2 separate regions of the Mus musculus genome follow, and region 1 is linked to region 2. The links are chromatin loops, found by intact Hi-C in ENCODE. Cell type or tissue: left cerebral cortex. All regions are shown on one strand. Each heading gives the region's core, and the rest is flanking DNA. Links, peaks and the distances in the headings are about the cores only.

Region 1 (5,650 bases), core at 2,080-4,579, 910 kb after region 2:
CACTGGTCCCAAAAGAACCCAGAACCTAAAATGGACATTTTTAATAGAGAATGATTAACTTGCTGTATATAAGTCCTAGGAGAATATTTTTTAATTGCAACACATAGAAAGTGGATATGAATGTCCCCAAGGACAGCTGGCCTCTAAGCCCTGTCCTCGAGCTGCAGGCCCTGACTCCACATGGGACTGAGTTGAAGAAATGTCAGCAGCAGAGAAAGGTTTGGACACTAGTGGACATTAACTCGCAATCCAACATGGAACAGATCTAGGGGGGTTTCTGACGAAACTCACCTGTGCTGTATGGAGAAACTTCATTACAGTCATGGCACTGTCCACACCAACTCTCACATCAAAGAGAATAAGAGGTAGTTTATTCTGGAGCCAAATATGGGTGACCATGGCCTGGAAACATGGATTTAGGTAACCCCCAAATCCAGTGTTCCGATGCAAAAGGAATTTCATGAAGTTTTTATAGTAACTCGACAAAGATACTTCAAAAACATTACATAGGCGGTCACGGAGAAGCAGAGAAGTCTCGGCTGCTCTCTGATGACCCTGTGCAATTTCATTGGAAGAAAATTGGGAGTTTGCTAAGTGAACACATTCCAGAAGGGTTTTATCTGTGTGTAATCAGGACATTAGGGTGGTGTGGGGTAAATGGCTACTTAGTAGGCTAAAGGTCACCTAAGATCAAGGTAATTAGGTTCTGGACCTACAACATTCCAACTTCCCCACAGTCATTGAGACTTGGCTGCTCAGCCTTCACAGAACCAGGACTTCTCAGTCGATAACATACAACAGTTACACTTTGTGCTGCACACCACACGGCTAACGAACGCTTCACCAAGGACACACCTCAGATTTAAAACTATTATATGTTACAAACCGTTGTGTTTGACGGTCTATTCGAAGCTTTCTCTTATGGAAGCACAATAGTCTAATTATGGGGAAAAAAAAGACTTCCCATGCTTCCTACCGCAGCGCGTATCAAACCACATTGAATTAAACCAACACACACATCCAGTGATGTGCAAACGGTTCTGTCTGTAATGAACAGTAAAATCACGTATGTATCAAAGAATTGTTTCCGAAACCTGAAGGCTTTTACCCTAAGTAAACATTTGACTTACGTACCTGTTACATCTGCTTATACACACAGGGTAGCAAAAGTTTCTCAGACAAGAAAGGGTCATGAACAGAAAACATTCGAAGCCCTGCTCTGATGAAGGAAGGTGGACACGTATTTATTCGAAAGGATCACAATCCTGTTCTCCAGAGCTGTCAAAACGACAGCTGGTCTGGGCTCGAGCACTCCCTGACAGCCTTCCTCAGGCCTTCACAGATGATCAAGCATGCTTCCAGAAACTTCCCTCGCTCTGTCCCTCGTGTATTCAAGCCCGGGTGGACTCTGGAGCTTTTTCCAGCCTCCCACAGATCTCCCCTCTTACCTCTCATTCAAAGGCTGACAAACTAAAGCTCACAGGAACGAAATCTAGTCTGCGGCCGACCGCATGAACTCAGCTTCACTTTGAGTTTTTAAATGCTGGGTGGGCGGTACACACGTGGTCCGTGATGTTTAAAACAGTTTTACCTTTGGCCCAAAATATTCATTGACCCTCGTTTCTTACAGTGATGGCTTACTCTCATACAAATATTAGCCTATTTAATGCCATCTTGCCATCCTCAGCTGAGAGGAGGGATCTGGCTAACAGGTGGTTGGAGGAACACACAGCCTCGTGGAGACTTGGGATTGGCTCCAGTGCCATCGTGTAGGGGAAGCTAATGGCATCCTGGTTACTAGATAGGCTGCAGCTAAGTCCTGGAAGGCCTTGGCAACTTGGACTTTACAGTTGCAGGTCCAGTAGCAACTTGAGAAAGTAATCCACTGGAGGAGATTGTGGTGGCAGAGATGGCAATCCGGGCATACAGGAAAAGATGCCCTGGGGTAGCAGAAGCAGCCGCTGCTAAGTTTTGCCCTGAACCACCGTGAGTGGTGAGCTGTTGTTGCGGTGTATTGCAAAGCTGGAGTTCCAGACGACACCACTGCTCACTCACAGGGCGCTCATTTTGCCTGTAGTGGAAAGGCAGCGAGAGGAGTTGTGAGTCGGGCACGAGATCTAAGGGACTCAGAACTCCAGGGCCATGTGAGTTTGCTGCAGAGCAAGTGTGAGGGACAATGACAGCCCTGATTGGGGGAGGGGGCCTGGATGGATGCTGACTCTGCAGTTTCCTGTGGCTTCTGTGTCCCTACCTAATGTCATAGCTTCACCTGCCAACCTGACACAAACTTAGAGAGGCTGGGGGAAGGGAGCTTCAGTTGAGAAATCGCCTCCATCAGATTGGCCTGTGGGAGTGTTTGCAGGGCATTTTCTTGATTGCTAGTTGTTGGAGGAAGGCCCCGCCCACTGTGGGCGGCACCATCTCTAGGCAGGCAGTCCATCCAGGTCAGAAAGGTAGCTGAATGTGAGCCAGTGAGCAGCCAGTGGCAGCGCTCCTGCATGGCCTCCGCTTCAGCTCCAGCCTCAGGTTGACTTAGTCAGGGTGCTATCGCAGTAACAGAAAGTAACGTAGGAAATCTAGTAAGCACCAGCACTTCCACTGTTCTGGAAGATTCTACAGAAGTCGTTCCCTACCTGTGGCCGATAGACCAACCAGCAGTCTCCCTCCAGTCCTCAGGCCAATTCCTAGAACTAAATCCAAGCAGAACCTGTGTGAGCCTGTGTTAGAGCCTGCTACGGGGCTAATGTGTGAGCCTGAAGGATGGTGACACGGCCCAGCATTCACTGAAAGGAGGCAGAGATTGCCCCTGGAGTCATCGTTGAGGTTTTCCTCAAAAGCATGAAGCTTATGGCTAGACAGCAGCTTTGGATGCGCCCTCAGAATGCAGACACGCTTGCCACCTCTGTAACCTCTAAATGGAGACATGGAATGTGCTTTCCTGTGCATGTGTGTGCGTGCAGAATATGTATATATGGTACACGGGAAATAAATAGCTTAAGCTAGATACCAGAAAGATCCCTCGCTGCTCTGGGGTCTGGAAGCAAATGACAGGAAAGTGTGATTGGGAAAGTAAAATTGTTTAACCGGCTCAGAAATTAAAACAAAACAAAACAAAACAAACAAACAAACAAAAAAAAAAAACCAACTAAGGCGTTTCCAAGTGCGGGAAACATTCCAAACAGGATGTACAGGAGTGTGCGAGGTGCCTGGGGAAAGGAAGCATTTGGGAGAAATTGGAACTACATTTTACAATGATTTATTTATTTTGTTAATGGAGTACACTCAAGGTTTGTATGTATCTGAGGTGAGTGGAAACACAAGTCCATATAAACTGTAAGTAGAGTAGCTTTTAAATTTCCGTTTTTATTTACTGACGGAAAGGAAGTAATTTAAAGTTATTTAAAACACACACAACAAAGAAACACTAGACAATTTTCTGCTTCCTTCCTGTTGATCTCACTGCCAACAGTGCCCTCTAGTGGTGAACTGAGAAGACGTTGGTGGAGGAGGGAAAAAACATTACCGGAATTTTCATGAAAACGTAAACTTTTACAATTCCACTTGGTAACTGAATGCTATATTTGGCAAGAAAAAAAATGAATCTTTGCAGAGGTTCACAGCAGATAGCTTAAGACGTGGGCGTTTCAACGTCAGCTTTCCTTAGTGGCTCTCCTGAGTGCATGCCCATCTGTGCGTGTAAATGCCCTCGAGGCTGCCTTTGGGGCGAGTCTGGGCCACAGCTTCTATTGTGTACCTTAAAACGAACAGAATCCACTTTTATGAGGGATACAATCGTTCTCCCCGAACTTGTGCTTCAACCTTAATCACTTCCAAGAACAACACAGTGTTCTTGCAGGATCTCACCTGGCCCCAACTCATCGAACAAACCAAGCCCCATTTTCTTAGAATGATTCAGACGCTCCCCTCCCCCGACCCCCACCCCCGCAAAAAGCAGTCATCACAACAGGCTACAGCCCGGGTTACAGAATGAAGTCGCGCTAACCCTGGCTCTGCCTAGAGCTTCTAGAGCAGCTACTTCTGAAATAAAGATGGGAGGTGGCTTCCCGGGCGCCACTCTAACGCCAGGCAACCGCTGGGCCATGAGCTCTGAGGCTTCAGCTCTGAACATGGTTCTCTGCCCTAAGCCCCTGGTCCAAAGATCCAAAGCACAGTACTTGTCTGTTTTAGGAGATGTTGGTACATACAGGCTGTTTTATGAGCATTCTGACATTCCGACTGTACCCCCTTTGATGTCTTCAATAGCACCCTTTGTCATAAGTGCCCAAAACGTGTCACTCACTGGCTGTCATGTTGGACAGAATTGGACACTCTTTCACTACAGGGGGACATCCTTGGTCTAGAATCATCTTCAAGCCCTGGCCCTAAAGAAACTCCTGAAAATTGTACTTTATAGGAGCAAAAGTTATTAAGCAACACACCGTCTAGCAATCAAAGAGAATGTCCTTAGTGCTTGGACAGACAGGTTCCACTCACATTCTAGACCGATACCCTAAGAAGAACGCATTCTTTATGAGGCATTTTTGCCAAAACACATAAACTGAATCTAACCATGAGGAAACTTCTGACACGAAGTGAAAGAGAGTCTGCAAAATAATTGGCTTGTCCTTTCCAAAATGCCAAGGTCATCAAAGAGAAAGGAAGGCTAGAGTTGAACCACAGGAGGGGAGACTCGAGAGACATGACAGTTAAATGAATCACAAGATCCTAAGTTAGGTCTAAACCACGGAAGGCATTAGCTACAGCCCAAAGTCCTGATTAGAGGGACACAAGAATCATGTTTCTTGTTTGCTCACCATGGTGTGACCAGATCAGAAAAGGTCTAGGGCTGAAAAGATGGTTCCGCCATTAAGACTGGTCGCTGCTCTTCCAGGGGACCTGAGTTTGGTTCCTGGCACCAACTTTGTGTGGCTCACAACTGCCTGTAACTCCTAATCCAGAGAATCCCATGCCTTCTGACTCCAGGTGGTTCTCTCTCTCTCTCTCCCTCTCTCTCTCCCTCTCTCTCTCTCTCTCTCTCTCTCTCTGTGTGTGTGTGTGTGTGCCTGTCTGTCTCTCTGTCGCTGTCTGTCTGTCTCTGTCGGTCTGTCTGTCTGTCTGTCTCTCGCTCTGTCTCTGTGTGTGTGTGTGTGTGTGTGTATGTATGTGTGTGCCTGTCTGTCTCTCTGTCGCTGTCTGTCTCTGTCAGTCTGTCTGTCTGTCTCTTTCTCTCTGTCTGTCTGTCTCTCTCTCTCTCTCTCTGTCTCTCTGTGTGTGTGTGTGTTTGTGTGTGTGTGTGTGTTTGTGTGTGTGTGTGTGTGTATGTGTGCGTGTGCCTGTCTGTCTCTCTGTTGCTGTCTGTGTGTGTCTGTCTCTGTCGGCCTGTCTGTCTCTCTCTCTTTACACACACACACACATATTTTCTTGAACCATCCTTAACCGTATATTCCAGTCTCAGAGTGAGCCAGGAAATGTGAGCAGAGCCAGATCCTGATGTTTGTTGCCCTAGGTCTCCCAGAAGGGAATCCGATTTTCCAAATAAAATAAACTGTTTTTTCCATCTGTTTCTAATCTGCCTTTGAAAATGTTGCGGTGATGGATTTTCAAAGAGACGGCGTCCAGGCTCCTTCTCAGCCTTGACATGTGTGTAGAT
Region 2 (5,650 bases), core at 1,285-3,784:
GCAGATTGGTTAGTCAGGAACAGATGTTCCACACTGGTTTGGGGCAGCCAAGATTTTTTTTTTTTAAGATTAGATTTTATCATTAATGTGTGTGCATGTGTGCATGTGTTTCTCTGTGTTGGTTTGTGCTGTGAGTGCAAATGCCTGCACAGGACAGTTGAGGGCGCTAGACCCAGAGTCACAGGTGGTTGTGAGCCACTGATATGGGTGCTGAGAACCAAACACAGGTTTTCTATGGGAGAGTAGCCAATGTTCCTAATGGCTGAGCCAACTTTGCAGCCTTTTGGCGTCTATTGTTAGGCTTGACTCACCAGACTTGAATTACTGAGGGAGAGCTTTCACATCTATGGATGACTATCTTGATTATTAGCTGATGTGAGGGTCCAGCCCACTGTGGGCAGCACCATTCTCTAGGCGGTGATACTGGGCTATGTAAGAAAGCTACCTAGGCATGACCCTGGGTGCAAGCCATCTATCAGAATTCTCCCGATGGATTGTGACTCAAACTTCTCCTTGAGTTTCTGCTCTGACTTCCCTCTATGATGGATAGTGGTCTGGAAGCTGAAATAAACCATTTCTTCTGTAAGTGGCTTTTGGCGGGTGGAGTTTCATGTCAGCAACTGAGAGGAGGCAAGGCACATGACCTCCCAATTCCTCTGTCCCCACGTTTGTGAATGTCAGTCTGCTCTTTCTGTAAAGGTTGTACAGCATGTCTTAACTCATGTCATGTGCCTTTTAGTGCCCCACAAGGGTTTTCTGTTACTGGTCAAGAGGAATTCACATTTCTTACCAGATTCCATAGGGCCCAGCATTCCGTCGAGCATCCCAGCCTCTCTCTCCTGTGTGACTGTCCCGTGGTCACATGTCCTCTCTCTTTCTTCATTGGTGCTTTTTACATTGTCTGTTCCTTTTGCCTGGAATGCTGTTCCTATTGTAGTCCGTGTGCCTGGTTGCTTCTTTAGAGTCACATCCAGTGCCTCTCAGGGTGAGCCTATCAGACACAGCTCCTCACTTACTGTCTGTCTTAGCGAGTTTCAGAGGATGTCCCTTCTGGATCACTTCTGTTCTTGTAGTTATGTGTTTCCTCAATGACAGTGACTTTTATGAGACTAAGAACCCCGTGCGTTTCTTTGACTGCAATGTATACAAAGTGTCCTGGACTCACCTAAGCCAATGAAGAATGTAGATTCTATGATGAGAAAGAGGACAGAGCAGTCTGCATGAGGCGGAGAGCAAGGAGCTGGAGACTGTTTGGTACTGCAATGGGAGCCAAGACTCCTGATTCATGGATGATGAATCCCAGCAGGAATGTTGACAGCGATGGACTCAGAAGCTGGGTTCTGGGTCTGGCAGGGTTATACTGGTCTAACTAGGTATAAATTGTGTCCCATGAATGGCTCAGGAATGGAGAGAGAAATGACACTTTGAAGACTTAATTCTTATTGCTTTATGTATAGAGGTGTCTTGCTTGTATGCGTGTATATGTACCATGTGTATGCAGTACCTGTAGAGTCCTAAAGAGGGCATGGCATCCTGGGAACTGGAGTTACAGAGGGTACCCAGCCACCCCGTGGGAGCTGAGAGTTGAACCCAGGCTCCTGAGCAAGAGTAGCCAGTGCTGTTAACCACTGAGCCGTTTTTCCAGGCCCATGAGAAGAGCTAATTTTAAGAAGTAAGTCTTATAGGCCTTAGGGTCACGGAAAGAGAAATATCCTAGAAGATGGGGATCACTGCCTAGGATGGAGCACAGGCAAACGTATGCACACACCATGCTCAGGATACAGTTTGCCGTGTGTTGAGTTTCCTGTTTGTGAGGTATGGAGGCTTGTTTCTGTCATCCTGGAGTATAGATTTGGAGAGTTCAAACTATCTTCCCAAGGTATGATAGTCAAGGCTGTGAGAGTGGAATTCATCCCTGAACTTACTGGCTTGGGGGTTTTGATGAGAGCTGGCTCACTCTTTGAGGTGTACCTGATGTGATGACGTTGGTGAGCAATACCCAAGACAGTGAGGTCCGTGGAAGAGGACTGTAGCTGTCCAGACCGGAACTTCTGAGATGTATTTGAGATATATCTGATCAAGGATAACTTTGTATGTCTGTCATAAAACCCAAACTAAAATGTATCAGACAGAAGGTATAGAAGAGAGGGCGTGGAGACCTGGGCTTTGGAAAGCTTTGGTGATGGGCAGGCCATAGGGACTTGAGGATGCTGCTCTCTTGCTGGTCCCTGTCTTCATGGCTCACCTCCTGGTAGCAATATTTACATTGAAATCTTTTGAAAATCACTTACTATAGTGGGTGCTGTGGAGGAGGACAACTTTGTGAGTGAGGCTGGATTAAGCTTAGGTTTGAACCAGGCTTACTTGCCTATCTTGTCAGGCCTGGATTCATTTTTTAAGCATAAATTATTTGCACAAACTAATAGCATTATTTGTGACATACTTCTGAGTGTCTATAACATATTTTGGTTGCTCCAACTTCAACACCTGTGTATATGGCCTCCCTGCCTCCTTAGATGTCAGTGGGCAGACCATAGAGCAGGGCTACAATTGAGATGCAATATCACAAGTTACCAGTAGGCGTCACTGTTCCATAAATGATGTCTCTTGGAGTAGCTGAGTACAAACCTTTAAATTATATAAATGTTTTCATTTCTTCTCATTGATACTTTGAATTCTCACTATATAATTTTAAATATTCAAGCCAGGTGAGATCAAAACTGTTTCTACCTAAATCTAGTTCAGGTTTTATTCAGAATTCTAGTCATTGGTGTTATTTTAAACAACTCTTCCCCTGTTTAATTTTAGCTACTGTAATATTAAATCGCTTCCTTCGGTATTACTTTGGTATTTAATAAAGACATAGGTGCATCTTGGAATCCTGAAAAACACATGTTTGTCACTTCTTCTGTGTGTTTGTGGGTAGTCTCTGCTTTCTCTTCATGTGTCAAGTTCATACCATCGCAGGTTGCCTGCCAAGCTCTTGTTTTTGAAAATAGCAGGCACACATTGATTGCTTTATACCTGGGTTCAGGATCTTTGTATGTAGATAGACTTTTTTTTTAGAATGAGAATTCGAATACAGAAAAGGATAGGTGTCCATTTGGCATTCAGTGCTTTTTCACTAGGGCCCAGCATTAGCATAAGAGAAGGCCTGGGGGTGCGTAGATGCTCAGTCACATTCACCACACTCATGTGAGCTCAGCGTTAACAGAGTAGCATCACCAGGAAACTAGATATACTCATGATATCTCATGATAGTGCGTGTTCTGTCCAAGCGCTGGGAACAAACCATGTGTGTCTGGAGTTAGTTGTTCCTTGGGGCTCACATTTGGAGAAACACTTATGATTGACAATTGGTTATACTTACTATAACATCTTAAATAAATTATCCCAATGTAGCCACAATCTAAAAGTTTATTTGAAAGGGCAGGGGGAGAGTTGTACAGTGTACATTTGACACCTGCTTTTGCTGTGGCTTGTGGTGACTTCTGTCCTGATATGATCTGTATACAGTGTGATCACTTTTAAAAAAGACCTCTCCCTACTGGTAGGCAGGAAACCGTGTCTTGTGTTCACTGCCAAGAAAGTCCCCAGGCACATGACAACACATGTGTACACTGCATATCAGAGCTGCAGGGTGTGGTTGGAGGAGACACGGACGGCTGAGCCACTGAGGCGGCTCTGCCAGCAGCAGCCTGTGGTTATGTAACTCCTGCAGTGTCTGGCGCTGTGCTTCACTGGAGACAAGTCACGTGCTGTGCAATGCCATTGCCTGAAATTCAGTTGCTCTGAAGGATCCGTGAGTCTGCGTGAGAGAAGCTTTGGCCGCTCTGTACTAGAAAGCAGATGTTGATCGGCTGCACATAACTGATGAGTGTGCACACTAATTCCAGCAAGGACATTTGCTGTCTGTCTGTCTGTATCTCATTATGCTCCTGAAGAGAGAAAATTAAGTATTATGTAATACGGACAAATAATGAAGTGGAGGGAAGCAACTCAGTCCTCCTCACTAGAAAAACTTGTCCCACATCACTTAAAAATATTTTTATGATGATTCAGCAATTAATGCAACAACAACAACAACTATTCCTACTACTACTACAAAAGTAACATACTGGACATTATTTTTGGGAATTTGTGTAGGTAGCAACCAGTATTTTCCCCCAATGCGTGGTCTATGAAGGAAAAAGGAAATTTGCAAATTTTAAGGAACATTAGTGAGAAAAAATTAAATTATGAGTTCAAGTGGACTTTTCTTTTTAAAAGATTTTTATTTTATCTTTGTTTGTGTATGTGCATCTGCATATGCAGGTATCCACATGGGCCGTGGAGGGTGCCAGACCCTTGGGGCCTTTGTCCTTGTGGGGCCATCTTTCCGGCTCTTCAGATAACCTAGAAGGTTATCTGAAGTTAGAAACTTTGGGCAGATTTTACTTTCTTTGTGAGAGTTGTGGAATTGGGACCAGTCAGAAATTCACCCTTATTATATGGCTGAGACTTCAGATTGCATCTCTCAGAAGGAGATCTGGAGTCTGCAGGAAGGCAGCGGTCGGTCGGTGTAGGGAGAGAGGCTGAGGGTTCATTTATCTTCCCTGGGGCCTCACAGAGAACCCAGAATACAGCCAACTTGGGCTCAGCTCTCCTGACCGCCTCTGGCTTCCTGCCTGCAGGATTTCAGCAGTCAGACCGATGCTAATGGCTGTGAGTAGAAATCAAAGGCCCTGAAGCCCAGACTCAGTCCACTCTGCTGTGTCAACAGGGATTAGCTGTTCAGTTCTGTGATTTTGGGTAGGTTCCTCTTAAACTGTAACAAAACCAATGTTGTTCATTTTTTTCCCTCTTGCAAAAGGTCTTTTTATTTTTCTCTTATTCGTTAAAACCTCCGGATGGGAGTTTGTTGAAATCCCCATTTTTATTCCAACCTTATCGTACATATGTGGATTCTGCGTGTTGTTTTCTAACACACTCAAAATGAGATTATAACAATCAGCTCTTTCATAGATGATCTGACTTAGGCGGGACATTCGACACACGTGTGTGATTTACTTTCCTGTCAGCAGAATGCATGTTTGTAGGAGGCATGATCGTTCCACTGGACCAAAGGGTAGCAGGGCAGGGTTAGGCTGCTAGTGGTGATGGGATATGGGTTTCAAACAGACCATTGAGTGTTTCACATGTCTGTGCAAGTGGTCCACACCAACAGTGTGCGAGCGGTTCACACCCACGGCTGCAATTTAGGGCAATGCTGATTAATTATCCTTGGGATGCGGGTCCCAGGAGGTCTGCTTTTGATTTAATTTATCTAATATTCATGTGCATGTGTCTGGTGCACATGTGTGTATATGCATGTTTGCATGTGTGTGGTGGACTCAGGCTTGCATGGGTGCATGCGGAGGCTGGAGGTTGATATCAGGAATCATCCCAGCTGCTCTTTCATACCAGACACAGGTTTCTCAGCCAGACCCGGAGCTCTCCCGAAAAGGCTAGTGTCTCTCAGCTTGTCCTGGGGGTCCCCTCTGCCTTCTGAGGTTGTAGTTACAGCTCACCTGCCACACTTGTCTTCCCGAAAGAGTCTAGGAATCCAAACTCCAGCCCTTACACTTGCATAGAGCACACACTAGCTGCCTAGACAACTCCCCAGCCCCAG

What was found. Hi-C counts contacts between places; a loop is a spot of excess contacts. Peaks named below come from ENCODE experiments on the same cell type or tissue, not always from the same donor. Only the 100,000 strongest peaks of a DNase experiment are listed, where the experiment ranks them.
Region 1: it touches region 2 in a loop (2.7-fold over the local background); 7 of 42 quality-filtered maps call a loop at or near these places.

The regions. Positions count from the first base shown.
Region 1 is chr6:145,358,070-145,363,719 of GRCm38, reverse strand. No RefSeq gene overlaps it. Among named protein-coding and RNA genes, the nearest start is that of Gm38926, 12 kb to the right of the region's middle. In left cerebral cortex, for the core only: a CTCF peak has its summit at 3,478 (motif pointing left); a DNase peak (open chromatin) is centred at 3,513.
Region 2 is chr6:146,269,365-146,275,014 of GRCm38, reverse strand. All of the region lies in intron 37 of Itpr2 (inositol 1,4,5-triphosphate receptor 2), which reads left to right. Among named protein-coding and RNA genes, the nearest start is that of Gm35596, 52 kb to the right of the region's middle. In left cerebral cortex, for the core only: CTCF peaks have their summits at 1,536 and 2,580; DNase peaks (open chromatin) are centred at 2,569 and 3,719; H3K27ac peaks cover 207 bases.